Linked DNA regions of Homo sapiens: region 1 is linked to region 2. A link is a loop called in an ENCODE intact Hi-C map of the cell type or tissue named here. Cell type or tissue: gastrocnemius medialis. All regions are shown on one strand. Each heading gives the region's core, and the rest is flanking DNA. Links, peaks and the distances in the headings are about the cores only. Region 1 overlaps TMEM38A (transmembrane protein 38A). Region 2 overlaps MED26 (mediator complex subunit 26).

Region 1 (15,548 bases), core at 4,679-12,678, 58 kb before region 2:
CACCCGTGGTGGTAGTGGTGATGGGCGTGATGGATGCCCACCGCGATCTTGCGGACTCGCACCACCTCCTTCATGGCCACGAAGATGAGTTTCACAGGCAGGAAGCAGACACACTTGTAGAAGAGGTCCAGGGGGCAGAAGAAAATCAAGTACCTTTTGGGGAGAGAACAGTGAGTGCCAGGGGATGGGCAGACTGTGAAGGATGGGGGTAGGGAGCTGTGGTTATATCAGACCACCCTCCCCAACGTGCTGTGCCTAGACCAGAGATGGGCATGGAGGGCAGCATATTCAGGGCCATCATGAGGGCTGTTGCTGGTGCATTCTAATTCCTCCAACCTCTCTCCTCCCTGGTGCCCAGGTTGTTGTTTCCCCCACCCGGCTCTGCTCTCCCATGCCCAGCATGGCTTACCAGACAGCTGAGGCCAGCAGGATGCTGGAGTTGTTGCTGAAGTAATCGATCAGTGGCTCCCCAAGGAGCAGATCAGCCAGGATGTAGCTCCCGAAGCAATGCAGCATGGCGCACAGCCAGGACGCGATGGGGTGGCGCCGGGACAGTTCGACTGCTCCTGGGAGGCACAGGAGTGTCCCCCATCATCACCAGCATGCCAAGGGCAGGCTTCACTCCCATATGCTCTGGTCAGCCTATCCTAATCCAGAGCGCCCACCCAACACTGTGCAGTTTGTAAGTTTCAGAGGAGGAACCAAGGTTCAGAGAGGCTGTACGCATGCCTGAGGTTGCACAGAGAAAATAGAGAGCCGAGTGGGAGTCCTTTCCTTCATGCCCAGAGAGGTGGCAATGATGATGACACTAGTTCACATTTAGGACTTAATAAATCCTCATCAGTGTCCCAGCCAAGTGATGGCTTTTATTATCAGGAGTCTCATTGTCAAGAGGAGACTGAGGCTTGGTGAGACGGGCCAGCTTGTACCTGGGAGTACTTTGAAATTGCTACTCTGGGCCGGGCATGGTGGCTCACACCTGTAATCCCAGCACTTTGGGAGTCCAAGGTGGACAAATCACTTGAGGTCAGGAGTTCAAGACCAGCCTGGCTAACATGGTGAAACCCCGTCCCTAAAAATACAAAAATTAGCCGGGAACGGTAGTGCATGCCTGTAATCCCAGCTACTCAGGAGGCTGACAGGAGAATCACTTGAACTCAGGAGGTGGAGGCTGCAGTGAGCTGAGATTGCACCACTGCACTGCACTCCAGCCTGGGCAACAGAGCAAGACTCCATCTAAAACACACACATACACACACACACACACACACACACACACACACACACACACACACACGAAACAAAAGAAATTGCTATTCTGACCTCAGCTGATCCCAAGATCCCTATGAGCTTATGCTGGTATTCTTTTTTTTTTTTTTTTTTAACTTTTTTTGTTTGTTTCAAACAGAGTGTCACTCTGTCACCCAGGCTGGAGTGCAATGGTGCAATCTCAGCTCATTGCAAATTCTGCCTCCCAGGTTCAAGCGATCCTCCTGCCTCAGACTCCCGAGTAGCTGGGATCACAGGCAGCCACCACCATGCCTGGCTAATTTTTGTATTTTCAGTAGAGAAGGGGTTTCACCATGTTGGCCAAGCTGGTCTCCAACTCTTGGACTCAAGTGAACCTCCCACCTCAGCCTCCCAAAGTGCTGGGATTACAGGCATGAGTCACCGTGCCCAGCCTTATGCTGGTATTCTTACACCTGCTGTCTTAAAAAGAATTTTTTTTTGTAAAATATACATTAAATTTATCACTTTACTTTTTTTTTTTTTTTTTTTTTTTGGACACAGGGTTTCACTCCCATCACCCAGCCTGGAGCGCAGTGGTGCAATCACGACTCACTGCAGCCTTGACTTCCTGGGCTCAAACACTCCTCCCACCTCAGCCTCGAAAGTATTTGGGACTACAGGCACGCGCGCCACCATGCCAGGCTAATTTTTTGTATATTTAAAGTAGGCACGGGGTTTCGCCATGTTGCCCAGGCTGGTCTCAAACTCCTGGGCTCAAGCCATCCACCTGGCTCAGCTTCCCAAAGAGTTGGGATTATAGACGTGAGACACCATGCCCAGCCCATTTTAAACATTTTTAAGTGTATAGCTCTTTTTTTTTTTTTTTTTTTTTGAGACAGAGTCTCACTCTGTCACCAGGCTGGAGCGCGGTGGCGCGATCTCGGCTCACTGCAACCTCCTCCTCCCGGGTTCAAGTGATTCTCCTGCCTCAGCCACCCGAGTAGCTGGGATTACAGGCATGCGCCACCACGCCCAACTAATTTTTGTATTTTTAGTGGAGATGGGGGTTCACCATGTTGGCCAGGATAGTCTCAATCTCTTGACCTTGTGATCTGCCCACCTTGGCCTCCCAAAGTGCTGGGATTACAGGCATGAGCCACTGCCAAGTGGCTGGCCAAGTGTGTGGTTCTATGGCATTATATTCACATTGTTTTGCCATAATCACCACCAACCATCTCCAAAACTCTTTCATCTTCCCAAACTGAAACCTATTAAACACTCACTCCTCATCCCCCATCGCCTAGCCCCTGGCACCATTCTACTTTCTGTCTCTATGAAATTGATGACTTTAGGAATCTCATGTAAGCGAAACCATACAAACTTTGTTGTTTTGTGTGGCTTATTGAGCATAATGTCCTCAAGCTTCATCCCCATTGTAGCATGTATTAAGCTTTTATTTCCGGGCTGGGCACGGTGGCTCACACTTGTAATCCCAACACTCTGGGAGGCTGAGCCACGTAGATCACTTGAGCCTGGGTGTTCGAGACCAACATGGGCAACATAGTGAGACCCCACCTCTGCAAAAAATTTTAAAAATTAGCTGGGCGTGGTGGCATGCTTCTGTAGTCCCAGCTACTCGGGAAGCTGAGGTAGGAAGATCACTTGAGCTGGTGAGGTGGAGGCTGCAGTGAGTCATGAGCATGCCACTGCACTCCAGAGCAAGACCCTGTTGAGAGGGGAGGGGAAGGGAGGGAAGGGGAGGGGAGGCCAGCCTGGGCAACACAGTGAGACCCCATCTCTACAAAAAATTTTTTCTAATTAGCTGGGCATGGTGGCATGCACCTGTAGTCCCAGCTACTCAAGAGGTTGAGTTGGGAGGATCACTTGAACCCAAGAGTTTGAGGCTGCAGTAAGCCATGAGTGCACCACTGCACTCCAGCCTGGGTGACAGAATGAGACTCTGTCTCAAAAATAATAAATATATAAAGTCTGTAGTTGAGTTAATGATAGTGTACCCATGCCAATTTCCTGGTTTTAATAATGCACTATCATTACATAAGATGTCATTGGAGGAAGCTGGGTAAAGGGTATTTGCAAATTCTCTGTACCATTTTTGCAACTTCTTGTGAGTCATAAACTCTTCCAAGATAAGAAGTATTTTAAAATTCCATATTAAAAAGAAGGGGGCTTGAAAACCCCATTGCTGAGTCCTTAGGTCCTATAGCTGGGCTTTTTTTTTTTTTTTCTTTTTAAAAAAAGGGCTGGGCACGGTGGCTCATGCCTGTAATCCCAGCACTTTGGGAGGGCGAGGTGGGTGGATCACCTGAGGTCAGGAGTTCAAGACCAGCCTGGCCAACATGGTGAAACCTCATCTCTACTAAAAATACAAAAATTAGCCAGGCGTGGTGGTGGGCGCCTTTAATCTCAGCTACTCGGGAGGCTGAGTCAAGAGAATTGCTGGAACCTAGGAGGCAGAGGTTGCAGTGAGCTGAGATCGTGCCATTGCCCTCCAGCCCAGGCCAACAACAGCGAGACTACCTCTCAAAAAAAAAAAAAAAAAAAAAGGTCATGAAAATGCAACACTCGGGGTACAGTATTAATGTCTATTCACTAAATCCTTGCATCTTGTATTACTCATGTAAAGCCTTTATAATCTTTATAAATAGTTCTATCCTTATGTTGTATCTTCGTAATCTTCTAAGGCCACACCTTGGAGTTAGAACTTGTGTCTCCTGGTATGACCACTTCTTTCATCATATTGATTCTGTCTTTCCCAACTAGTTTCGTTTTGCAGAGAACAACTTTATGATCAAGTTGTAAGGTACAGCTACTCTGTACATTACATGACCAGAGCCAAAACCAACGATTCCCCTAATACAACTTATTCTAATGAAATGAAAACTACAGTCAGTATTGACATGAGATAACAAGGTCACAAAATGTAATCTCTCTCTTTTTTTGTTTGAGATGGAGTCTCGCTCTGTCCCGCAGGCTGGAGTGCAGTGGCGCAATCTCAGATCACTGCAAGCTCCGCCTCACAGGTTCATGCCATTCTCCTGCCTCAGCCTCCCTAGTAGCTGGGACTACAGGCACCCGCCAGCACGCCCAATTTTTTGTAATTTTAGTAGAGACGGGGTTTCACTGTGTTAGCCAAGATGGTCTCAATCTCCTGACCTCGTGATCCGCCTGCCTCGGCCTCACAAAGTGCTGGGATTACAGGTGTGAGCCACCGCGCCCGGCCAAAATGTGATCTCTTATTAGTCAAATCAAAAGACTAAGCAAAAGAAATAATCAGTTTTGTCTATTTTTAGCAGGGAAGAGAAAGAGTGTCTGTTGTGGACAGAATGTTTCTGTCTCTCCAAAATTCGTATGTTGAAATCCTACCCCTCCCCGCTTGTGATAGCATTAGGAGGTCGGGCCTTTGGGAGGTGATTATGTCACCAGGGTAGACCCCTCACGAACGGGGTTAGAGCCTTTATAAATGGTGGCTCACGCCTGTCATCCCAGCACTTTGGGAGGCTGAGGCGGGCAGATGACAAGGTCAGGAGTTCGAGACCAGCCTGGCCAATATGGTGAAACCCTGTCTCTACTAGAAATACAAAAATTAGCTGGGCGTTGCGGGAGGCGCCTGTAGTCCCAGCTACTAGGGAGGCAGAGGTAGGAGAATCGCTTCAACCCGGGAGGCAGAGGTTGCAGTGAGCTGAGATTGCACCATTGCACTCCAGCCTGGGCGACAGAGTGAGACTCTGTCTCTAAAAAAAAAAAAAAAAAAAAATAGTCAAGAGAGGCCAGGCGTGGTGACTCACACCTGTAATCCCAGCACTTTGGGAGGCTGAGGCCAGAGGATCTCTTGAGCCTAGGAGTTCCAGACCAGCCCTGGGAACATAGTGAAATCTCATCTCTAAAACAACAACAACAATAAAAATTAGCTGGGCGTGATGGCAGGTGTCTGTATTCCCAGCTACTTCTGAGGTGGGAGGACCACTTGAGCCTGGAAGGTTGAGGCTGCAGTGAGCCGTGATCAAGGCACTGCACTCCAGCCTGGGTGACAGAGCAAGACTCTATCTCAATAAATAAACAAATAAGAGTCATGAGAAAGCCTGCTGCTCTCTGCTGTCTACCATATGAGGACACAAGGAGAGGTTGATCATCTGCAAGCCAGAAGAGGGCCCTCATTAGAACTTGACCATGTTAGTGCCCTGATCTCAGACTTCCAGCCTCCAGAACTCTGAGAAATAAATTTGTTGTTTATCAGCCACCTGGTCTACTGGTTTATTGCCACTGCAACAGATTATAGCATCTGCAACAGATTAAGAAATCTGTATATACTAATGATACATTCAACGGGTGGATTTGATCTTCATCCCTCCGTGAGTTCAGCAACCACGGAGGCCTTCTCTGCCACTGAATGGGGGCTGTGTTGGACACATTGTATGGGTTCAAGAAATAACTGTGAATGAATTTATGGGAAATGTGCATCCCTCTGGGTCCTGGTTTTTTTTTGTTGTTGTTGTTTGTTTGAGACGGTGTTTCGCTCTTGTTGCGCAGGCTGGAGTTCAATGGCGCGATCTTGGCTCACTGCAACCTCTGCCTCCTGGGTTTAAGCAATCCTCCTGCCTCAGCCTCCCGACTAGCTAGGATTACAGGCATGGACCACCACGCCCGGCTAATTTTGTATTTTTAGTAGAGACAAGTTTTCTCCATGTTGGTCAGGCTGGTCTCAAACTCCCGACCTCAGGTGATCTGCCCACCTCAGCCTCCCAAAGTGCTGGGATTATAGGTGTGAGCCACGGCGCCCGGCCTTGGGTCCTGGTATTACAATAATGAACAAGACAGGTGAGGTCCCTGCCCTCATGGAATTTACATTCTAGCAAACATAAAGTCATCATGGTTGTGTTGGATCCCCCCAACTTTTTTTTTTTTTTTTTTTGGAGACAAGAGTTTTGCTCTGTCGCCCAGGCTGGAGTGCAGTGGTGTGATCTCGGCTCACTGCAATCTCCGCCTCCTCCTAGGTTCAAGTGATTCTCCTGCCTCAGCCTCCCAAGTAGCTGGGATTACAGGCACCTGCCACCACGCCTAGCTAAGTTTTGTAGTTTTAGTAGACAGGGGGTTTCTCCAAGTTGGCCAAACTGGTCTCGAACTCCTGACCTCAGGTGATCCACCCACCTTGGCCTCCCAAAGTGCTGGGATTACAGGCATGAACCACAGCGCCTGGCCCTGGACACTTTTTTTAAGAGACAGCATCTCGCTCTGTCACCCAGGCTGGAGTGCAGTGATGCAATCATAGCTCACTGCAGCCTCAAACTCCTGGGCTTGAGCCTTCCAAGTAGCTAGGAGTACAGACGTGTGCCACCATGCCTGGCCAATTTTTATACTTTTTTTTTTTTCTTTTTTTGTAAAGATAGGATCTCACTGTGTGGCCCAGGCTGCTCTTGAACTCCTGGCTTCAAATGATCCTCCTGCCTTGGCCTCCCAAAGTGCTGGGATTTCAGGTGTGAGCCACCAGCAGGCCTGCGCATTTCTGGTGACATTGTAACAACAATGACCTTCTCTGTTCCATTTATTAATTGAGAAAGGTGTAGTGCACTCTACTCTGTAAAAGGAATTACGTTCTTCTTAGCTTGGTCAACCTCACAGGGGGAAATAATCATCAATGCCAGAGTTTCTCCTACAAATCCAGGTGAGCGCATCAGTGGGCATTACCATGTTAGAGGCAACTTGGCAATACCAGGGAAATATGAAGCTGTGCATCCCCTGGACCCCAGCAATTCCACTCCTTGCTATTAACCCCAAAGAAACAAGCACCATAAACAAAGACTTAGAGAAGGAAGATGTTTCACTGATACAATGTTGCAACAGGAGAAAAGTGAAATCAACAGTCTCTTAGTAAAGCTGTGGGAAGCCACAAAATGTGGAGTGCCATAGAGTAGCTATTTAAAAGTGAACCAGGCTGGGTGCAGTGGCTCACCCAGCACTTTGGGAGGCCAAGGCAGGCGGATCACTTGAGGTCAGGAGTTTGAGACCAGCCTGGCCGACATGGTGAAACGCTGTCTTTACTAAAAATACAAAAATTAGCCAGGCATGGTGGCAGGTGCCTGTAATCCCAGCTACTCAGGGGGCTGAGGTAGGAGAATCGCTTGAACCCGGGAGGTGGAGGTTGCAGTGAGCCAAGATTGCGCCACTGCACTCCAGCCTGGGCGACAGAGGGAGGCTCCATCTCAGAAACAAACAAACAAACAAACAAACAAAAAGAAAAAGAAAAGTGAACTAGACCTTGATCAGGGTTTTTCAACCTCAGCTCTGTTGACATTTGGGATCAGATCATTTTTTGCTATGGGGGCATTCTGTGCATTATAGCATGTTAAGCAGCATCCCTGGCTTCCACCCACTAGATGACAGTGGCACCACACAGCTGTGACAACCAAGAATGTCTCCAGATATTGCCAAATTTATCCTTTGGGAACAGAATCCCTTCTGGTTGAGAATCTCTGTTTTAGATGTATCAACAAAGACAAGTCCCATAAGCTTACTGCTGAGTGAAAAGGTTGGGCTGCAAAATGATACACTTATGGCCGGGCTCAGTGGCTCACACCTGTAATCTCAACACTTTGGGAGGCCAAGGCAGGTGGATCACTTGAGGTCAGGAGTTCGAGACCAGCCTAGCCAACATGGTGAAACCCCCATCTCTACTAAAAATACAAAAAGTAGCCGGGCGTGGTGGCATGCGCCTGTAATCTCAGCTACTTGGGAAGCTGAGACATGAGAATCACTTGAATTCAGGAGGTGGAGGTTGCAGTGAGCCAAGGTCACACCACTGCACTCCAGCCTGGGCCACAGAGCAAGACTCTGCCTCAAAAAAAAAAAAAAAAAAAATGAGGTTTTTTTGTGATTTTTTTTTAAGCTCATCAGCTATCGTTAGTGTGAGTGTATTTTATGTGAGGCCCAAGATAATTCTTCATCAAACATGGCCCAGGGAAGCCAAAAGATTGGACATCCCTGTTTTAGAGTAAGTAATCAATACACTTGCCCCTCTCCTCGCTATCCCCACCAACTAACAATGTGATCTTGAACAAGCCACTTTTTTCTCTCCACATCTCTTTTTTTAAAAAACAAAGTAGAACGTTGCTTCTTTGTCTAACTCCTGATGAGGACTGGAATGAGCTTTTCCCTCCTCTAACCTCACCCTGGAGTTATGAGCCCAAAATGCAGCTTCTCCCTGCTCTCAAGGTTGTCCTACGTCTTACCATTGACCAAGGTCCTAGGGTATGAGGTAAAATGCTTCAGCTCCTCTCCTAGGGTCTATTTAAAACACAACTGGCTGAGAGTTAATCCCTCAGAGCAGCTGGTGGCCTGTGCAGAGGCCAGGTCGGGTGAGGCACCCATGTTTTGCAGAAATGGATACCTCTGCATCTAAAAATAACTCCCAGGGACTGAATTCTTTCCAGGATCTTTCTTGTGCCCTCTGGGATCATCCCAGGGACCGAGGTTGGGGAGTGGGGGTAGGGACCTAGCGTTTGCATGAGTTACGCTCTGACGGGCAGATGCCCATGTTTGCAGTATGTGTGTGCCCTGCTATAAAAGTCACATGCCGGCTGGGCGCGGTGGCTCACACCCGTAATCCCAGCACTTTCGGAGGCCAAGGCAGGCAGATCACTTGAGCTCAGGAGTTCAAGACCAGCCTGGGCAACATGGCAAAACCTCATCACATGCCTAGCTTCTGGCTCTGCTACTCACTCTAGCATGGCCTTGGGCAAGTGACTGCCTGCCCCCCCAAGCCTTAGTTTGCTTCACTGTCAAAAGACCAAGATGACGGCCAGGCGCAGTGGCTCACACCTGTAATCCCAGCATTCTGGGAGGCCGAGGCAGGTGGATCACTTGAGGTCAGGAGTTTGAGTTTGAGACCAGCCTGGCCAACATGGTGAAACCCCGTCTCCACTAAAAATACAAAAATTAGCTGGGTATGGTGGCGGATGGCTATAATCCCAGCTACTCAGGAGGCTGAGGCAGAATTGCTTGAACCCAGGAGGCGGAAATTGCAGTGAGCCAAGATCGTGCCACTGCACTCCAGCCTGAGTGACAGAGTGAGACTCCGCCTCAAAAAAAAAAAAAAAAAAAAAAGCCCAGGTCCTTTCCCCTTTCCATACTCCTTGGTTTCTCTTGATGGGTTTGGGACAGCCCCATGAAGCCAATAGGTTTTCAACTGCCGCATGCCATGAACACATTCCCCTCTGACTGGGTGAGCTTAGGCTAGTCCCTCCCTTCCCTGGGCCTCAGTTTGCCCATATGTAGGAGGGGGAGGCGGTCTAGGGTGACCAACTATCCCCCTTTGCCTGGGTCCCAGGGGTTTCCTGGGACATGGGACTTTCTTTTATTCTTTTTTTGAGATGGGGTCTTGCTCTGTCGCCCAGGCTGGAGTGTAGTGGTGCGATCTTGGCTTGATGCAACCTCCACCTCCCGGGTTCAAGTGATTCTCCTGCCTCAGCCTCCCGAGTACCTGGGATTACAGGCACCCGCCACCAGGCCCGGCTAACTTTTGTATTTTTAGTAGAGATGGGATTTCTCCATGTTGGCCAGGCTGGTCTCAAACTCCTGACCTCAGGTGATCCACCTTCCTCGGCCTCCCAGAGTGCTGGGATTACAGGCATGAGCCCCCGCACCCGGCTGGACATGGGACTTTCGATGCTCATCTTGGGAAAGCCTGGACAAGGTGACCACACCAGATCTATATCAGTCATTTCCAAAGATGCCTGTGAGGGTGAAAAAGAGATTGCTTAGCGCCTAGCAACGACGCAAGAGGTATTTCTGGAACAGTGCGGAAATGGAAAGTACCTGTGGGTGGAAATTTCAGTAGATGGATTTTTTAAAAATCAGCTCTGCCTCGGCTGGGCACGGTAGCTCATGCCTGTAATCCCAGCTACTCCGGCAGCTGAGGCAGGAGAATCGCTTGAACCTGGGAGGCGGAGGTTGCAGTGAGTCGAGATCATGCCACTGCACTCCAACCTGGGAAATAGGAGCAAAACTCTGTCTCAAAAAAAAAAAAAAACAAAAAACAGGCCGGGCGCAGTGGCTGATGCCTGTAATCCCAGCACTTTGGGAGACCGAGGCGGGTGGATCACAAGGTCAGGAATTCGAGATCAGCCTGGCCAATAGAATGAAACCCCATCTCTATTAAAAATACAAAAATCAGCTGGGCGTGGTGACAGGCACCTGTAGTCCCAGCTACTCGGGAGGCTGAGGCAGGAGAATCGCTTGAACCCATGAGGCGGAGGTTGCGGTGAGCTGAGATCGCGCCACTGCACTCCAACCTGGGCGATAATAGCGAAACTCTGTCTCAAAAAAATAAAATAATAAAATAAAAATAAATAAATAAATAAACAAACAGAAAAAAATCAGCTCTGCCTCAGAAGAGAGGAAAAAGCTTTGGGTCCCTAAGTCCTGGTCTGCAATGGACTCTGTGACTTTCCCTTTTCAGGGGTCAATGCCTCATTTGCAGATGACTGGGTGGTACTAGAAGGGTCCCCAGGGCACTCTAGCACTGTGCTATTCAGTCAGAGGTGTATGAAGCATGGGGTACTGACCGAGTCTCTCAGTGACTCTAGGACCAGTCTTCTCCTCCTGAGCTTTTGAGCTCAGCATTCTGCCTCAGTTTCCTCCCCTGTTAAATGGAGATAGCAGCCTCTCCCTCACAAGGTGGAGCAGGAGTCAACAGCCTCCTGCCCTCAAAAAGCTTGTAGTTCAAACCAGAGATCTCAAATCAGGGATCAAAGAATGGTTTTCTTTGGTCCTAACAGCATATGAAAAATGTTAAAACTTGTCTGGGTGTGGTGGCTCACACCTGTAATCCCAGCACTTTGGGAGGCTGAGGCGGGTGGATCACTTGAGGTCAGGAGTTCAAGACTAGCCTGGCCAACATGGTGAAACCCTGTCTCTACTAAAAACACAAAAATTAGCTGGGCATGGTGGCGGGCACCTGTAATCCTAGCTACTCAGGAGGCTGAGGCAGGAGAATTGCTTGAACCAGTGAGCCGGAGGTTGCAGTGAGCCGAGATCACACCACTGCACTCCAGCCTGGCAACAGAGTGACTCCGTCTCAAAAAAAAAAAAAAAAAGTTAAAACTGCAACCAAGATGTCCTGCAGGGAGTGAGTGGATAAACAAACCATGAAACATCCTTACTATGAAATACTATTTGGCCGGGTGCAGTGGCTCACGCCTGTAATCCCAACACTTTGGGAGGCCAAGGCGGGCAGATCACCTGAGGTCGGGAGTTCGAGACCAGCCTGGCCAACATGGAGAAACCCCATCTCTACTAAAAATACAAAAAATTAGCCAGGCGTGGTGGCACATGCTTGTAATCCTAGCTGCTTAGGAGGCTGACACAGGAGAATCACTTGAACCTGGGAGGCAGAGGTTGCAGTGAGCCAAGATCAAACCATTGCACTCCAGCCTGGGTAACAAGAGCAAAGTCCATTTCAAAAAAAAAAAAAAGAAAGAAAAAGAAAAAAGAAAGAAATATTATCCAGTGAGCTATCAAGACATGAAAAGACATGGAGGAACCTTAAATGCATATTCCTAAGTGAAAGAAGCCAGTCTGAAAGGGGTACATACTGCATGATTCCAACTAAAGGACATTCTGGAAAAGGCAAAACTCTGGAGGTAGTAGAAAGAAAGATCAGTGGTTGGCCGGGTGCAGTGGCTCATGTCTGTAATCCCAACACTTTGGGAAGCCAAGGCAGGTGGATCTCCTGAGCCCAGGAGTTCAAGACCACCCTGGGCAACACAACAGAACCCCCATCTCTTTTTTTTTTTTTTTTTTTTGAGACAGAGTCACTGCAACCTCCGCCTCCCCCCAGGTTCAAGCAATTCTCGTGCCTCAGCCTCCGGAGTAGCTGGCATTACAGGCTTGCGCCACCATGCCTGACTAATTTTTATATTTTTAGTAGAGACAGGGTTTCACTGTGTTGGCCAGGCTGGTCTCCAACGCCTGGCTTCAAGTGATCTGCCTGCCTTGGTGTCCCAACTTGCTGGGATTACAGATGTGAGCCACCTCCTTCAGCCCCATGATTCTGAGTTATTTATTTAATTAATTTATTATTTATTATTTATTTTTCTGAGACAGAGTCTTGCTCTGTTGCCCAGGTTGGAGTGCAATGGCATGATCTCTGCTCACTGCAACCTCCGCCTCGCAGGTTTAAGTGATTCTCCCACCTCGACCTACCAAGTAGCCAGGACTACAGGCGCCCGCCATCACGCCTGGCTAATTTTTGTATTTTTAGTAGAGACAGGGTTTCACCATGTTGGTCAGGCTGGTCTCAAACTTCTGACTTCAGGTGATCCACCAGCCTCAGCCTCCCAAAGTGCTGGGATTACAGGCGTGAGCCACCATGCCTGACCCACAATTCTGATTTAAATGAAAGAGGGGTGACAATCAGGACAAAAGGATTTTTTTTTTTTTTTTTCTGAGACGGAGTCTTGCTCTGTCACCCAGACTGGAGTGCAGTGGCAAGATCTTGGCTCAATGCAAACCTCCACCTCCCGCGTTCAAGCAATACTTGTGCCTCAGCCTCCCAAGTAGCTGGGATTACAGGTGCACACCACCATGCGTGGCTAATTTTTGTATTTTTTCTTAGTAGAGACGGGCTTTCACCATGTTGGCCGGGCTGGTCTCGATCCTGACCTCAAGTGATCCACCCGCCTTGGCCTCCCAAAGTGCTGGGATTACAGGCATGAGCCACCACGTCTGGCCCAAAAGGATTTTTAAAATCTCCCTAGGTGAGTCTGGTGTGTAGGTGAGTTTGAGAAGTACTGGTCTGAGAGATTCTTTGGATGGGTCAAGGCTCAAGGCAACCAGGATTGTCATTGATTCACTCATTTCTTCAGTTTTGCAGCCAGCACTCAACTGCTTCCTTCTCTTTCCTCACATGGAGCTTGGAGGCCCCAGAAATGAGCCAAATCACCCGCAGATTTTGCTCAAATACAGACTCTCATTGGGCAGAGCTGGGTGGGGCCTGGGTTCTGCATTTCTTTCTCTTTTTTTTTTTCCTGAAATGGAGTTTCACTCTTGGCTCTTGTTGCCCAGGCTGGAGTGCAATGGCGCAATCTCGGCTCACTGCAACCTCCACCTCCCTGGTTCAAGTGATTCTCCTGCCTCAGCCTCCTGAGCAGCTGGGATTACAGGCGTGTGCCACCATGACTGGCTAATTTTTGTATTTTTAGAAGAGACAGGGTTTCGCCATGTTGGCCAGGCTGGTCTCGAACTTCTGACCTCGGGTGATCCGCCCGCCTCGGCCTCCCAAAGTGTTAGGATTACAAGTGTGAGCCACTGAGCTTGGCCAGAACTCTGCATTTCTTTTCTTTTTTTTTTTTTTGAGATGGAGTTTCGCTCTTTTGCCCAGGCTGGAGTGCAGTGGTGCGATCTCAGCTCACTGCAACCTCCATCTTCTGGTTTCAAGCGATTCTCCTTCCTCAGCCACCCAAGTAGCTGGGATTACAGGAGCCCGCCACCATGCCTGGCTAGTTTTTGTATTTTTAGTAGAGACGGGGTTTCACCATGTTGGCCTGGCTGATCTCAAACTCCTGACTTTGTGATCCAGCCACCTTGGCTTCCCAAAGTGCTGGGACTATAGGCATGAGCCACCGCAGGGGCTCTGCATTTCTAATCAGCTTCCAGGTGACATTGACACTGCTCAGTTGAGGACCACACTCTGAGCTTCATTCTTTCTCAGGATTCTCAAGAAAGCCTCACCCAGCCAGGCACAGTTGCTCATGGGAAGCTGAGGTGGGAGGATTGCTTGAGCCCAGGAGTTGGAGGCCACAGTGAGCTATGACTGTACTACTGCACTCCAGCCTGGGAGACAGAGCAAGACCCTGTCTCGAAAAAAAAAAATTTTTTTAAAGTTAAATTGGCCAAGAGCAGTGGCTCACACCTGTAATTTCAGCACTTTGGGAGGCTGAGGCGGGTGGATTACTTGAGTTCAGGAATTTGAGACCACCCTGACCAACATGGTGAAAACTCATCTCTACTAAAAATACAAAAAAAATGGGCCAGGCGCAATGGCTGATGTCTGTAATCCCAGCACTTTGGGAGGCCAAGGTGGGCGGATCACGAGGTCAAGAGATTGAAACCATCCTGGCCAACGTGGTGAAACCCCGTTTCTACTAAAAATACAAAAATTAGCTGGGCATGGTGGCGCGTGTCTGTAATCCCAGCTTCTCGGGAGGCTGAGGCAGGAGAATCGCTTGAACCCGGCAGGTGGAGGTTGCAGTGAGCCGGGATCGAGCCACTGCACTCCAGCCTAGAGACACGGCAAGACTCCGTCTCCAAAAACAAAACAAAACAAAAAAATTAGCTGGGTGTGGTGGTGGATGCTTGTAATCCCAGGTACTTAGGAGGCTAAGGCAGGAGAATCACTTGAATCTGGGAGGTGAAGGTTGCAGTGAGCTGAGATCGTGCCACTGCACTCCAGCCTGGGCAGCAAAACAAGACTGCATCTCAAAAAAAAAAAAAAGGAAAAGAAAAGAAACAGAAAAGTAAGCAAGCCTGACCCAGAAAATGCCAGTATCCCAAGTAATATATTCCTCCCTAGACTTCCAAATAAACATCACCACCCCTCACAAATGCCTTAGACCTTATCCCTGACAAAATTCTCAATAGATCTTTACAATCGCTAGGAAAGGGAGTCTGGGGTTCTCTTACCAATGATCCCATTTCACAGACAAATAAACTGAAGCTCATGGTGGTGAAATAACCATTGTGGTGTTTACTCAGTGCTAGTGGTAGAACTGACTCCCATGATTCAGAGACGTTTAGTTTCTTTTTTCTTTTTTTTTTGAGACAGGGTCTCACTCTGTTGCCCAGGCTGGAGTGCAGTGGCACGATCATGGCTCACTGCAGCCTCCACCTTGCAGGGTTCAGGTAATCCTCCGACCTCAGCTTCCCTAGTAGCTAGGACTACAGGCACATGCCACCACACCTGGCTAATATTTTTGTATTTTGCATTTTTTAATTTTTATTTATTTGTTTATTGAGACGGAGTTTCATTCTTGTTGCCCAGGCTGGAGTGGAATGGCACAATCTTGGCTCACCGCAACCTCTGCCTCCCAGGTTCAAGCGATTCTCCTGCCTCAGCCTCCCTAGTAGCTGGGATTACAGGCATGTGCCACCACGTCCGGCTAATTTTGTATTTTTAGTAGAGACAGGGTTTCTCCATGTAGGTCAGGCTGGTCTTGAACTCCCGACCTCAGGTGATCTGCCCACCTCAGCCTCCCAAAGTGCTCGGATTACAGGCATGAGACACCGCGCCTAGCCATTTTTGTATT
Region 2 (15,548 bases), core at 3,435-11,434:
CAAAACAGCATCAGTGTAACTCTGAGAGCAGGCCTTACCTGTATGTGTGTGACACCTGGAATTTGACCTTTGTGCTGCCTCCAGTTGGGAGCCTCCTGTCATCCCTACTGCCTCCCTTTTCTGAAACCTTACCTGGCTTAATCCAAGACCGTCTCCCTCAGGAACCATTCATCATTTTAACACCTTATATTCCTGCTGATAACAGGTCTTGTTGGTTACATTTTCCATGTGATTGTGAAGTGCCCAAGTAGGAGAGCAGGTGTTGCTCCCTTAGTGTCTAGAACTGCCACAGCACGTGGGTGCCCAAATGCTTGGTGCTCTCACTGTAAACAGGGCCAGTTTTGGGAATGGCTGTCAGCGTTACTGAGCAGGTCCTAGGTGCCAGCGGTTTTCAGCACTTCACCTGCATTCAAAACACATTTAATCTTCATAGCAGGTGTAGATTAAACAGGAGGCAGGTACTAGTGAGGAAACTGAGGCTCAGCGGACACAGCTGGAAGGAGGCTAGATGGGATGAGGCTGGGGTTGGAACACAGCCACCTGCTGGCTGCCTCCCTTGTCATGTGAGAGGCCAGTGGGCACTTGCTGCGCAGGCACTCCCCTTTCTTGCCTGGGTCCAGCTGTTTATGCTGGATTCATCTGTGCACTGCTCTTATGCCAGACTGGGAGGACAGTGGTCACTAAAATGCTCTGTGCTTTCTCTGGAACTGGCTGAAGAAGGGGTGTGAGGTGTGTTTTCCTCTCTTTCTCGTCAGGTATTTTTCACCCTAATAGAGAAGGCGGCGCTTGATCTTAGATTTCTGCCTGTCCATGGTCCCTAGACACTGTTCAAATGTCACTTCATCTGTGAAGCCTGGGTCCCCAGCGATCCTTCGGCCTTTTTTGGTCATGTGACAAAACATGGCATTCCTGGACACACATCCCCCCAGATTTTCATTTGCTATGGTGAGAAAGTAGGGTGCTGCTTTGTCCAGGCCACACCCTGGTGGTGGGTCAGCCTCGTGGCTGCTGTGGAGACTCGGGTATTCGTGTGCTGGGTGCACAGCATGGTTTTATAGGGCGTTGGCTGTGGCTGGCCTTGACTCTGGTGGGGGTTCTGTGGTGCAGGCATCAGCAGTGGGTGAGTTACTGGGAGGACTCAGGTGGGTGTGACCCATGGCCCACACCGAGAGCCCAGTGGGCTGGCAGCACTCCCAGGCCCTGGCAGCCCCACTGCCTGCTTGTGCCTTCAGCACGGTAGTGCACTCTTCTGTTTCCCACCCACACTCCTGGTCACATTGGCTCTCTGGGCAGCCCCCTGCACACACTGGGTTTAAGTTCTTATCCCCTTGATGACTTGTTTTGATGTCCCCCGTTCTAGTCATCAGGTTCCTGGCCCAGCTTGAGTTAGGCATGGAGAGGTGGCCACATCCTCGTTCCCCCCAGGGTGATGTAGTAGTTACCATGGTAGCTAACGGCTCTCCTGTTCTGCAGGCCAGCCCTCCAGAACCCTTTATAGATGCTGCCCAACTCCATTCACCTCCCAGGTGCATCTTGCATGGTGCCTAGGCAAGCAGTCAGCAAGCTGGCTTTTCAGTGCTGTCAGTGGGAGACCCGTGATACTGATGTGAAGGGATATAAAATAAGAACAGTTTTATCCTTTTGGGTGGTCATTGGTTCACATTGTTTCCTTCCGTGTTAATTGGTTGCCTGCACAGCACTTGTCTTTACTTCCTATACTAATTCTGTGGCCTGTCCAGCCCTAAAGGGAGGTTAGCACTGTGCTGGTGGCAGGAGCTTAGACACAAAGGGGCTGATGGTCATGCAGGCCCAAAGGCAAGTCTGCGGTCAGGTGAGGACCTGGTTTTTCTGTCTCCCTCTTTTGCAGTGTTGCCTTCACACAGTAGGGTGTCTTCCTCTCCATCCCAGCAGTTTCAGGATTTTCCCTCACCGAACTCCCGACTCTTTGCTGGAAGCCCCACCAAACGTTTCCTTATGCCTTCTCTGAGCTTTGATTGGATTAGCAGTTTGATTGAATTAGTTGATTGGCTTACCCCTGAATCTGCTGTGGGTTCCACCCAAACAGTCCCACAATAGAGGGGATGTTCCCAGGAGACATCAAGGTCCTGTTAACGGGAGAAGAATAGTGGATCCAGTGTCCATGGATGTGCACTGATGTCATCACCTCTCCTGATGTGACCGCCAAATAGTTGGGCCTTGGCTCCAGAAGGCAAAATGGGAGTTTTTGGGGAAAAAAATGGGAAATGTAAGGTCCAGAGTAGCAACAGGGTGGTTTGGCTGGTGTGAGGTCACCGCGTGGAGTTGTGAGTACCTTCTTGTTCTGGTTAAACCACAGACTCCATTTGCCTGTAGTCACCCTTGGGGACCTCGCTGTCACGCTGTCCGAGTGCAGGTGCTGGCCAGCTGCAGCTTCAGATCCTGTCCTGGGCTGGAGACAGTCTTGAATGGTGCTGTTTTTTCCTCCCTGTCTTGACAGTCTCTCCTGGTGCTTCAGTCACTGCCTGGAATGGAGCTCATTGCTGGGGGAGGTGGTGCGGTCCAGGTGGCCTGAACCCCACCAGGCCTCCTGTGGTCATGAGGAGACTGCGCTGTGACCCAGGCAAGAGCTGTGGCCCCTCCTGTAGCTTCTCTGAATTTGTGGACCCTGGGCAGAGGCTGGGAGATCTGTTGGGTCTGATTGTCCTGCCTGTTTCCTCTCATCTGTGCCTCCCCTCTGGGTAACCGGAAACTCGTACCTGTGTTTCCTGGCCTGGCTTCTTCCCCTTCGGTTAATGGAGAGGGGTAGAGTCAAGTGATCTTTCTTTTGCAGCCTCCATTTCCCCAACCCCACCTTGTGTTTCTGGGGGGGCTCTCAGTAAGCACCTGATGTTGGTGTCTGCTCCCCCTTTTGCCTGGCCGTGACGGAAACGGGCCACATGTTAAGTCTCAGCTCGTCTGTGAGGGAAAGTTTTGTGAATGGGTATTCCACCTTCACTTCTGCCTTAAGGGAGCTTCTCAAGCATTTCATTTTCTCACCTTGATGGTTGGTGGGCAAGCAAGTGCCTGAACTTGTGGGCCTCTGAATGAGGAGCCTGTCTTCTCCCAGGAAAGCTTCAGCACTGCTCTCCTGTGAGCTCCTCCGCATTTGCTCCCCAGCTTTTTCCTTCCTCTAAACACTGAGCTGAGCTTAAATAAGTGCTGTTTGGGATTGAAATTGGGGTGGAGAGAAGGGAGAGGGAATCTTTTCTGTTTCTGGTCCTCCACACTATGTGTGTGTGTCTGTGTGTCCGCCTGTCTTGTGGATGGGCTGCTTCATGTGTTGGGAAAGGCAGCAGCTCCTGAGTTTGACCTGTTGTAGACAGGAGTTACTTTCTAGTTTCCAGTTCCGGAAACTTCAGGAGACACACTCTGGCTTGGTTTGGGGTGCCATGGGAGGGTCTTGTAAGAAAGTGGCAGTGCCCACAGTAAGTCAGGGAGGTGTTTCCGAAGGAGCAGGACCTTTTGTGCAGACAGAAACAGCATGTGCCCCCAGGCTGCTGCAGCCCTGTGTACCTGAAGGAAAATGGTGAAAACCCTGGCCTGGAATGGGGAGGGGGCACGTTAGGTGTTCTGGTGTAGTTGGCAGGTGGTATTTGTGCTGGATGGTATGTGGAAGACTTGTGCATTGCCTCTCTGGACACGCTGTCAGCCCAACAAGGAGTTAGGGGTGTGACCGAGTGGGCACCTCCTCATCACCCTGGTGATGATTCTTCTGTGTTGAGAGCACTGTGAACACGGTTTCCTATCTGGTCGGGTGGTGGGCTCCCTCAAGTTGGGAAGTAGGAAGTGGCATCATCTGTTTAGGAAGATGAGCTGTCCTTGGGCACAAGGATGCCTGTTGTGTTTGTCACGCCAGGTTGTCTTCTCTTTAGGGCGCTGTTCTCTGTGCTCACCATGGGCACTTGGAATGAATGACAAGGCCTAGCAGTGGGGGGGTGTCTGCCTACCTGGTTCCCTTGCCCCTTGCTGCATTGGTCTCTTTTTTCTCTACACAACCCTTTCCAGTGGTGCCTGCTCCCCCTAAGCGTTTTGGCTTTGTGTAGCACTGCTCACGGTCTTCGGCCCTTAAGACTTTCCCCAGGTAGTCTCAGAGCCACAGCTTCGTTGGCACCTGGACACTTGCTCTCTCCTGTGCCTGGATGTCTAGACAGCCCACTCCAAAGTGGATACACCTTCTTCATCTCTGCCTTTGTCATGCTGTGCTGTGTCTGTTGGTGGTGCCATGATCTACTGCTCTGTAGACCACCTTAGGGCCATCCTGGAGTCCTTCTTCCTGCAAGCTGGACCTCCAGGGGGTCTAGTGCAGCAGTGTCCTAGTCAGTCTCCTGCCTCTGTGTGTCTGAAAACAGATAGGGATGTTTGACTTTTCTGGTGGTGTCGTGTTGCTGGCTGGATAGAGTCTCAGCTCTTTAGGTGGCATATAGTGGAGAAGACAGTCTTTCTCCTGGGTGGAGGACTTAAGCAGAATGGAGTTGGAACCATTGACTCTGCCATTCACCTTGCAACCTTCGACAAGGTTAGGTTTGCAGCCTTTGTTTTTCCAGAAAGATGTAAAAAATGCTGCATAGGAAGGCTTTTAAGAATGGAACATGGCCCTGTGCCTGAAGCATCCTGGGTGCTCACATGCATGCTACCTAATAATACACAGGCTTGGTGGTAGAGAGCCCATCTAGCTCCCATGGCCTTCCTCCTGGTCTCTGCATCCTCGTTTTCCTGAGAGCTGCCCCTTCCTCTCTCCAGTCCATGCCCATTGGATGGTTAGTAATGTAGGTAGGACTGGCCAGTAATGGGGCTGCATCTTCCTGGGCAGTGATTGGTTCAGAGACAGACCTGTGACCCAATCAGAGCCTGTGAAAGTTGTAGCACTTTGCTGGAGTAGGTTGGGGAGACTTGAATGGAAGAGGATGTGAGCTGTTTTCTGCTGGGGTTTGCTGCCTGGAGGCAGCCTGTCCAGGATTAAGACCTGGTCAGAGGAGTGGAGAGGACTAAGACCTTGTGGCTTGGCTGGTCTGAGGTGAAGCCTGTCCTAAACTTTTTTTTTTTTTTTCTCCCCCAGAGATGGAGTCTTGCTCTGCCTCCCAGGCTGGAGTGCAATGGTGCAATCTCAGTTCATTGCAACCTCTGCCTCCTGGTTTCAAGCAGTTCTCCTGCCTCAGCCTCCCAAGTTGCTGGGATTACAGGCGCCTGCCACCACACCCAGCTAATTTTGTATTTTTAGTAGAAACAGGGTTTTGTCATGTTGGCCAGGCTGGTCTCGAACTCCTGACCTCAGGTGATCCACCCACCTTGGCCTCCCAAAGTGCTGGGATGAATGACAGGCGTGAGTCCCCACGCCTGGCTGCCCCAAATTTTTAAGCTAAGTGAGCCTGTGGTTTCCTTTCTTGATAAAACCCATTTGAGCTGACTTTTCCCTCACTTGCAACTGAGAGAGTCAGTAAAGAATCATCTGAGCACATTGTGCCCCAGGCTCTGGGTCAGGTAGCCCTTCTTATTCCTCTCCTGCTCCAGCCATGCTCAGCTGCTCATCAGTCAGCTCCTGACCTTTTTGTGCACCCCACCTGATCACCTGCCCTCTCTCCCTCCTTGCCTCTCTGGTCTCAGGGTCCAGAGCCTCCATAAGCATCCCTGTCTTCTGACTATTGCAGGCATCCTGGTCTGATCTTTCCCGCAGTGCTTCCTGTAACCGGTCTGACTTGCCTGTCATTTCCCCCACCCCCATTCCCCTTGAAGCAAAGACTGGTTGGTTGTTTTCTTGCTGGTATTTAGAGAGCCATTCATTCTGTTAGGGCCAGTGACCAGTTTACAAATGGATGTGGGTCCATTTCTGACTTCAGATTACAGAAGTAGCATTGCCTAACCTGGGAGGACCCAGTTGGGCTTGGGGGTAAGAATTCAGGCTTAGTGGGGCTTAGTCATTTAGCTGATTAGTATTGGGGTTGAGGTGGCTGCGGCTGGATTTGGCCAGACCCCTGGAGGAAGCCCCCTTCCTGTGATGGTTACTTGGCTCTCTCCAACCTTCAGCCCTTTGGATTCCTCCCATGGTTCGAGGGGTCTGTTGGAGCCATACTGGCATGGTCTGCACCCAGGCGCTGAGCCTGTCCTGTGTGTATCGCTCAGTTCCGTTAGGTTTGGGGATTCCAGAAGCCGTCGACAGGACCCAGTGGCCTGGTGAACCCCTCAGGCCCACATGAGCCTGCACGTGCCTCCTCCCTCCAGGCCTGGGCAGACACTCCCCACCCACCCCCCACCTTTTTATTTTATTTTATTTTATTTTGAAATGGGGTCTTACTCTGTCACCCAGGCTGGAGTGCAGTGGCACAATCGGCTCACTGCAACCTCTACGTCCCCGGCTCAAGTGATCCTCCTACCTCAGCCTTCTGAGTAGCTAAGACTACAGACACACGCTACCACACCCAGCTAATTTTTTGTAATTTTTGTAGAGTTGGGGTTTCACCATGTTGCCCAGGCTGGTCTCAAATTCCTGAGCTCAAGCGATCTGCCTGCTTCGGCCTCCCAGAGTGCTGGAATTACAGGTGTGAGACCGTGCGCCGGGCCAGACACTACCCTTAGCACAGCTTCTGGACCTTAGCTGGAAGGCTTCAGGTCCTTCTCAGCTGCTTCTACTTTGGTGACCTTGGAGCAGATCACTTAATGTCTCCGAGCCTCAGTCTTTTTACTTGTGACATGGAGCTGGTGTTGCCATCACCTGGTGATACCATCCTGTGGGGCTTGAGGTATGTTGAGAGCCTGGCACAATGCCTAGCCTCCATTTAGTCACCCTGATCATGAAGATGCTGGTACTGTCTTCCTGTGACAGATGAGTTTGGGATGTTGTCTTCCTGAGGCCATGCGGTTGGAAGGGGGGAAGTGAGGATTTTAACTCCATCATTGATTCTGTCACCAAGCCCAGGGCATGGATCTCATTGAATCTAGTTACCAGTCCCACTTCACAAACCAAGGGCTCGACATCCTTTGGTGTAAATCTATAAGGGACTATAAGGACTTTATCCTGGGGCCATAACAGAAATGGTTGCAAGGACAGCAGCATCAACTCTTACTGTGTGCTCACTCTGTGCTAAGAATTATCCCATTTTATAGATGGGCTGATTCAGGAAACTGAAGCATAGTGAGGTTAGGTCGCTGGCACTGCACAGCTGTGAGCCCGACTCCTTCTGCCCTCAGAGCCTTTGCTTTCATCCGGAGATAACACTGCTGCCCACTGTAGAGGGAAGGGGGATGCATGTGAAGCCAGTGCCACCTAGACAGTGCCCGTCAAGCGCCTTGGGTAGAGAGCTGGGGACTCTGCTGTCTTTTTCCACCTCGGAAGTGGGGGAGTTTGTGCCTGAGCTGCTGTGGAGTGCAGAGGATCCCGTGTCCCTTCCCCAGCCAGACACGGCCTCTGACATCTCTAGAGCCTTTGAGCCATGTCAGCTCCAGTTGATGAGGTCTTTTCTTGTGGAGAAGGGAGGCTTTTCATTTCTTATGAGTAGGTTGATGAATAGGTTTAACAATCAACTAGAAATCCTCTAAGCCTCCTCTCCCCTCCTCCCAAAGAAAGAAAGATGGAAAGAAAGAAAAGTATTTAATATGTAAGAGTTTGGGAATTAGACCTGGATTCGAATCTCTACAGCTCCGTCTCCAAGTTATATGTCCTTGGACAAATCACATCAAATATTTATCAGTGCTATTAATACTCTCTATAAAGTGAGGACGTCCCTATCCTACTAAAGGTAAACAGTGCCTGAAAGGAAATTTAGTACCTAGTAGGTACTAAACATGTATAAGCCCCTTCTCGACTTTTCAGGAGCTAGGGGGTATTACACCCCTAGATGAGTTTGTAGATACTGAACTTTGATTTTCACAAATGCTGTTCTTTTTCAAGGGTAGTCTTTCCTTTAGTGTCAGCAAGGAGCAGTTACAAGACAACATTGCATAATTTACACATTTCTAAATGCTCCCTCGGGGGAAAACAGGAAGAAATTGGTTGTAGAACAAAATCCCAGACGTCAGGGTCCAGAGCCTCTTCCTTGGAAGAGGTGCTTAGGCTGAAATTCACAAGCAGGTTTAAAAGCTGCCTGTACTTTTCCAAATCTCTCTGTGCTGCAGTTGCAGGTGGGGATGATCAAAATACAACTTTGTGCACATGAAGCTGCCTTTCAGAAGCAATAGCCAATATTCTTCCTGTGTAGAGACATACTTTAGAATCAACAATTGTGGCTAGGCATGGTGGCTCCAGCCTGTAATCCCAGCACTTTGGGAGACCGAGGTGGGAGGATCGCTTGAGGCAAGGAGTTTGAGACCAACCTTGGCAACATAGTGACACCTTGTCTGTAGTAGAAATCACAAACATTAGGTGGGGCTGGTGGCATGTGCCTGTAGTCCCAGCTACTCGGGAGGCTGAGGTGGGAGGATCGCTTGAGCTGTGTAGGCTGAGGCTAGGGTGAGCCAAGATCACGCTACTGCACTCCAGCTTGGGTGATAGAGCGAGACCCTGTCTCAAGAAAAAAACCAAACACACAAAAAGTAATCATAATCATAAGATCTCCAAGATTTTACTGGACAGAAAAATGTTGACGTAATTGATACCTGGAACATATACCTTGCACAAAAACATGTGGGCAGAATGGCCTTGGTGGGTAATCAAGACTGGATGTTAAGCCAGCGGGTTGCTGTTTTATCTCTCCCGGCCTATCTCCTACCCCACCCCCAACAACCTGCATCACCCTGTTGGCAGGAGCTCAGAGCCACTGTCACCCTCTTGGAAACTATTTATGTAGCAAGAGGCATAGACATGCTCATGTCCTGTGACCCAGTAATTTTACTCTTGGAAGTTTATTTACAGGCTGAGCTTGGTGGCTCACGCCTGTAATCCCAACACTTTGGGAGGCCAAGGTGGCAGGATCGCTTGAGGCAAGGAGTTCAAGACCAGACTGACCAACATAACAAGACCTTGTCTCCATTTACTTCTTTTTTTTTTAATGAAGTTTATTTTTAAACAGCATGGGAGAAGCTTCAGAATCATGGTGCATCCACAGAGTCAAATAGCCTATAGCCGAAAGCGTGATTCTGAAGGCTCTATAGAAAAATGGGCAGGCCTTACCATGAGGGGGAAAGGAGTGGTTTTGTGACTCAGGCATCTGGATAGGCTGGATGCCTAAAGAACTAGAACTTGGGGTAAAATGGAAGCACTTGTGTTGGTTGGGGCAGGGGGAATGGGTTGGTTTGTTTTCCCCTATGCTCCATTGTCTTTTCAATTAAACTGTAAAAAAATGAAAATAAAAGTAGGCTGCTCTAGCCTGAAGAGCACTTGAGCACTATAGAGAGCAATCGGCTGTGGAGTGGATTGCGGGCCTCTATGTACTGCAATCAGTGGAGAGGATTAGTTCCCCTCTCATACGTTTCCGGAAGGTTCAGAACACTAGTGTGCAACATAACACTCCAGTCAAGGCCACCAGTCATGTTCTTCATGTTCCCAGAGGTCCATCCCACCAAAAATGACTGGACAACACCTGGTTTTCTCCACACAGTCAGTGAAGCCACACCCCATGGCTCTGCTAAACACCCTGGAGTGGTCCATGCCTCTGCCTTCCTCTCACCTTAGTCACCTACTCCACCTGTGAGGCCCGGGGGCTACTGCCAGGATGCATGTTCTCCAGCCCTCCTCTGCCCTCCATCTCGAGTCCAACCCTGGCCATTTCCCTCTTGGTCCTGTCCCTTCCATACCGATAAGCAGATGACACCACTGTCACTTCACATCCTTCAGTGGTTTTCCATCACCCTTAGAATAGACGCCCACATTCCTTATTGTCATGATCTACACATGCTACAGGCCTTGGGCCCTTCTTTCCTTTCTCAGCTTAACTTGAACCCTTGCCCTCATTCTTGTGGGAGAACCTTCTCCCTCATCCAGTTCTTGTGACAGTCGGACTTCTTCAGGCCTCTCCTGGCCACCCATTATACAGAGCCCATGCCCTCCTGCTGTCACACTGCTTTCAGCCTTCCATGTCATGGCACACATAGGAAACAGTGGCATCCACAGGGTGCAATGGGTAATTTGGAGGCGAGACTAGGGGAAAGTGCATGTGCTGTTTCTACCATAGAAATTATAAGGATGGTGGCTCACGCCTGTAACCTGTAATCCCAGCACTTTGGGAGGCTGAGGCGGGCGGATCACCTGAGTTCGGGAGTTTGAGACCAGCCTGACCAACATGGGGAAACCCCATCTCTACTAAAAATACAAAATGAGCTGGGCGTGGTGGCTAATGCTTGTAATCCCAGCTACCAGGAGGCTGAGGCAGGAGAATTGCTTGAACCTGGGAGGCGGAGGTTGTGGTGAGCCGAGATCACACCATTGCACTCCAGCCTGGGCAACAAGAGCAAAACTCAGTCTTGAAAAAAAAAAAAAAGAAATTATAAGGAAAATAAAATACAGGGTGTTAGGGAGCATAGTTAATACTGAACTTGTGTTGAATAACATTATGATTATTATTATTTTTAGAGGCAAGGTTTTGCTTATTATTATTATTTTTTAGAGACAGAGTCTTGCTCTAAAAACTTTACTTGTCCAGGCTGGAGTGCAATAGCGCAATCATAGCTCACTACAGCCTTGAGCTACTGGGCTCAAGGGATCCTCCTGCCTCAGCCTCCCAAGTAGCTGGAACTACAAGTGCTAGCCACCACACCTCACTAATTTTTGTATTTTTTATAGAGACGGTCTCGCTGTGTTGCCCAGGCTGGTCTTGAACTCCTGGCCGCCTTGGCATCCCAAAGGGTTGGGGTTACATGTGTGAGCGACCACACCCGGCTTGAATAACATTACTGAAATAACATTGCCTTTTTTTTTTTTTTTTTTTTTTTTTAAAGAGTGCTTGTGTCCAAGAACATAACTTTTATATGTTAGGGTGTGGGTTTTGTTTTTGTTTCTGTTTTGCTTGACTTTGATAATTGTTGTGGAGAAATTTTGTTTGCACAAGAAGGTGATAAAACTTGGAAGCATTTTTTTTAGTAAACATTGAAAAATTTATGAGTTGGCATTTCTAAAAAATCCAGATTCTTTAATCTTTTCATTTATATGTAATGTTGAAATACAATAATGCAAATGGACTTTAGTTTCATTCAGACTCTATTTCAAGCACTTCAAAATAATGAAGCTCTAATTTACATAAGGCATATACTAAGGTATAGACAGTGGTGTGCTGGTGAAAATTTGACAACCAGCTCTCAGGAAAAAGAAAAGAAATCCATACATATACATATGTAAATATGCATGTAAGTTTATGAGTTTTACTAGTATAAAGGATGGGTGGCATATAATTTGCAAATAATAATGAAATATACAACACTGTTGTCAGTTCCATATAGCCAATTGCTTCTCACCAGCTGCTTCCGTTGATTTTTGCTGAGCTTTTGTATCAGCTTCTGATTGGTTTTGACATGACTTTGGTTAATATCTTATTCTCTCTCTTTTTTTTTTTTTTTTTTTTTTTTTTGAGACGGAGTCTCGCTCTGTCACCCAGACTGGAGTCCGGTGGTGCAATCTCCGCTCGCTGCAACCTCCACCTCCCGGATTCAAGTGATTCTCATGCTGCCCCCTAAGCAGCTGCGACTATAGGTGTGCACCACCATACCCGGCTAATTTTTGTATTTTTAGTAGAGACAGGGTTTCTGCATTTTGGCCAGGCTGGTCTTGAACTCCTGGCCTCAAGTGACCCACCTGCCTCAGCCTCCCAAAGTGCTGGGATCACATGTGTGAGCCGCTGCACCAGCCTGGTCGATATCTTTGTATTAATGAGTCAAGTGATGTCTTTGCTGAATTAGATAATAGTTTTCAAATACCTGTACTATAAGAATATTTTCTCAATTGTCCTGTTCCCAATGTAATGACTTCAGGCATGACACGCTTTTTAAGTTTAATTGCATTATTAACATTTTCTCCATCACTTTCTTAAGTCTAAACCCCAGGAGTTGGCTAACTTTTTGTAAAGGGCCAGATAGTAAATATTTTCATCTTTGCAGGCCATATGGCCGTAGAGCTTCTGTTGTACTGCTATCTTTGTAGCACAAAAGCAGCCAGAGACAGTATGTGAGTGAATGAGCGTGACTGTGTTCCAGTAAAACTTGATGTGGTTAATTTATGTCAATGTGAATTTTACCTCAATAAACAGCATGTAAAATGAAAAAAGTAAAATCTTCATTTACAAAAACAGACAGTGTTATGGAATGGCCCAGGAGTTTGCAGATTTCTAGTTTGGAGCCCATAAAATCAAGCCCTGATTTATAGTGTTTACTGATTTCTGTGGTGGAAATACTCTCACCATGGCTGGCTTCAAGCCACTAACATGAGATCACTGAATGTGAGGTTGGGAAAGAGACTCAGTAGCACACCATGTCCTCCATGCCCATACAGTAGTCATGAATAACCTCAGAAACCTAGATAGTACTAAGTTTGGTAAAATAAGTAGGAAGTGATGAGTTTTGAGTACACAGTACTGAAAACTTCCTCCTTTGTTCTTATCACAACTTATTGTAAGCTTATATAATGTAATTGTTAGTAATGGCTCCTTTGATTCCTGAAAGTGTCACCACGGGCTTGCTCTCTCAGTAAAGCTGGCGTGAGCAGGCTCCAGCACACACCTGGGTAGAGTCCCTGCCCCTTACCTGGCTTGGATGCTGAAGGCTCGCGGCCCCAGAAGAGGAGATGTATTGGAACGTGTGCAGACGGAGATCTGGCCTGGGCCTGGAGCCTTGCCCACCAGGGCCCTGGTGCCCCTTGGCCTGCTTGCCGGGCTTCAGGCCACAGACAGGTTCCTTGTCCAGATGGTGTCTGCGCCTTTGCAGCTGGCTGCTGGGACAGTTCTCGTGATCGTAGTTTCCCATTGGCCCTGTCTAGCACCCCTCATTGGCTCACGAGGAGCCAGCTGCCCTGAAGGGGAGGCAGGGTATCATGCAACTTGCTCTAGATCGGGGTGTCCAATCTTTTGGCTTCTCTGAGCCACATTGGAAGAAGGATTGTCTTGGGCTGCACATAAAATACACTAACACTGATGATAGCCAATGAGCTTAAAAAAAAATCTCATAATGTTTTAAGAAAGTTTACGAATTTGTGTTGGGTTGCATGTGGCCCGAGGGCCATGGGTTGGACAAGCTTGCACTGCTTCTTGCTCCAGATGTATTACCTCCCCGGGTTCTCTCAGGGCTCCGGGGTTGAAGTGACCACCTCATCTGGCCCAGTGGTTGTGAGGGAAGCCTTCAACTCACATTAATCACACTGTTTATTTTCTTCATGGCTTTTAGTGTGGCTATGGTCTTGTCTGTTGCCTGCCTTCCCCAACATGAGTGTGAGCCCTCTGTCTGCTCCCTGAGTTCCTCTTCAGAAGGCACGAGGCACACAATATGGACATGCTCCTTTTTTTTTTTTTTTTTTTTCCCCACAAAAGGAGATAGTCTCTGTCACCCAGGCATGAGTGCAATGGCATAGCCATAGATCATTGTAGCCTCGGATTTCTGGGCTCAAGTGATCCTCCCACTTCAGCATCCTGAGTAGCTGGGACTACAGGTATATGCCACCACACCCGGCTAACTTTTTAATTTTTAAATTTTTATTTTTATTATCTATTTATTTTTTAGAGACAGGGTCTCACTATGTTGCCCAGGCTGGTCTTAAACTCCTGGCATCAAGCGATCCTCCCACCTCAGTTGCCTGCTTAGCTGGGATTACAGGTGTATGCCATCGTGCCTGGCCAACGTTCTTATTTTTCCAGGAGATAAATAGCAGCTGAGACCAGATACAGTGGTTCACACTTGTAATCCCGACACTTTGGGAGTCTGAGACAAGAGGATCATTTGAGCCCAGAAGTTTGAGACCAGACTGACCAACACAGGGAGAGCCTTCTGTGAAAAGGTGACTGAATGAATTCTCGTGTCTGCAGCAGTTGCATTGTGCATCCCAGGTGGGTTTGGGTTCCCACCAAACCTGCAAAAGTGCTCCTGATGCCAGACACCAACATTGCTTCTTGGTGTGTGCCAGGCACCCCTCCCCTGGGAAACGAGCAGCCCTGTCTCAGCCTACTCCCCTCCCAGATGGTGGCAGTCACTGTTGCTGACTTCATCACTGAGCCATCAAAAATCTCTCTAGGTTTCATCGTGGCTAATGCCACATTTGCTTATCCCCCGCTCCCCTCCAAAAAATGGAAACCCTCCCTCATTGTGTCTTTTGTTTTTGTTTTTATTTTTATTTTATTTTTATTTTTTTTGAGACGGAGTCTCGCTCTGTCACCCAAGCTGGAGTGCATTGGCATGATCTTGGCTCACTGCAACCTCTGCCTCCCGGGTTCAAGCAATTCTGCCTCATCCTCTTGAGTAGCTGGGATTACAGGCATGCGCCACCACACCCAGCTTATTTTTGTATTTTTAGTAGAGATGGGGGTTTCACTATGTTGGCCAGGCTGGTCTTGAACTCCCGACCTCAGGTGATCCGCCCACCTCAGCCTCCCAAAGTGCTGGGATTACAGGCGTGAGTCACTGCACCCGGCCCCATTGTGTCTTCAGGCTGCTTTGTGCTGACTGTGCTGGCCTCATTTATGGGGCCATACAGTCTCCTGAGATTCAAGAGTCACCGCAGCCTCTCCTGCTGGCCACAGGGCCTGTCTCCTGACCTCACCTGCTGCCGTGGGCCCAGGCGTGTGGATTCCAGATGACCCGCTAAGGGCGAGGTAGAGCTACAGCTTGGCTCTGTCTGGCTGTCTGGTGTGGTAGTGATCCGATGCTCTATCCCTTGCCAGGCCTCAGTTTTGAGTGAAGGAAGAAGGGGAAAACTGGCCTGTCTGGATGACAGATTTGCCATGCACGAATATCCGCACACAGTGATGTAGAGCTTTGGCTCTTTGTAACCAGGAGTTCGATAGGAAGACAACTTTGAAAAAGCACTTTGTGACTGGCAGGGTGCCATGCAGCCTCAGCTGTTCATTTCCAAGGGTCATCCATTTACAGGATGAATGCTCAAGCCTCTTCCTCCCGGTGCCATGGAGTCTGCCTGTCAGTCCCCTCCTTGCCCAGCATCTCCCGCCTGCCTCCTTGTTCCCCTATGCCTTCACCAAGCCATGTCTCCCACCCTGTTCACCCGAGCCTCTCCTCTCCTTTCCTCTAGTGCCGCCTGGCTGGGACAGTGCAGAAACACTGCTCCTGGCAGGGCGCCCTGTGCCTGTCCCCTTTCCTGCTGCTCTCTCTGACTGTGTGTGTGCAGTGAGTGGGGCAGCCTGGCCAATCCTACCTGCCTCAGGTGGATGGTGGCCCCAGGTGCTGCTGCCACTGTCTCTGTGTTCTATCCATTTCCCCTTTCCATGGGCGTTGTTCATTCACCTGGTCACTCATGGCCTTCAGTTCTCATCTCAGTCTGAGGACCCCCTTTGGCCTCATCAGTGTGTCCTGCCCACACTGGTGTCTCAAACTCCAGGCATTAAAAACCATACTTAGGGACTTTCCTCTCAGCTGTCTTTCTGATTCTACCTCCAACAATTTAAAAACTGCCTTTA

Evidence for each region. Peaks named below come from ENCODE experiments on the same cell type or tissue, not always from the same donor. Only the 100,000 strongest peaks of a DNase experiment are listed, where the experiment ranks them.
Region 1: a loop joins it to region 2, with 4 times the contacts of the local background. A loop is called at or near these places in 31 of 110 quality-filtered maps.

What each region holds. Positions count from the first base shown.
Region 1 is chr19:16,665,002-16,680,549 of GRCh38, reverse strand. TMEM38A (transmembrane protein 38A) reads right to left here. Exons shown (of 6, transcript NM_024074.4): 2 at 410-566; 3 at 1-153. Among named protein-coding and RNA genes, the nearest start is that of TMEM38A, 12 kb to the right of the region's middle. RefSeq lists an enhancer at 493-993. In gastrocnemius medialis, for the core only: no CTCF peak of the experiment used is centred there; DNase peaks (open chromatin) are centred at 6,499, 8,639 and 12,189; H3K27ac peaks cover 8,000 bases.
Region 2 is chr19:16,605,271-16,620,818 of GRCh38, reverse strand. The region is part of intron 1 of MED26 (mediator complex subunit 26); the gene reads left to right. Among named protein-coding and RNA genes, the nearest start is that of MED26, 15 kb to the left of the region's middle. RefSeq lists an enhancer at 14,087-14,884. In gastrocnemius medialis, for the core only: a CTCF peak has its summit at 8,384; DNase peaks (open chromatin) are centred at 8,416 and 8,768; H3K27ac peaks cover 6,063 bases.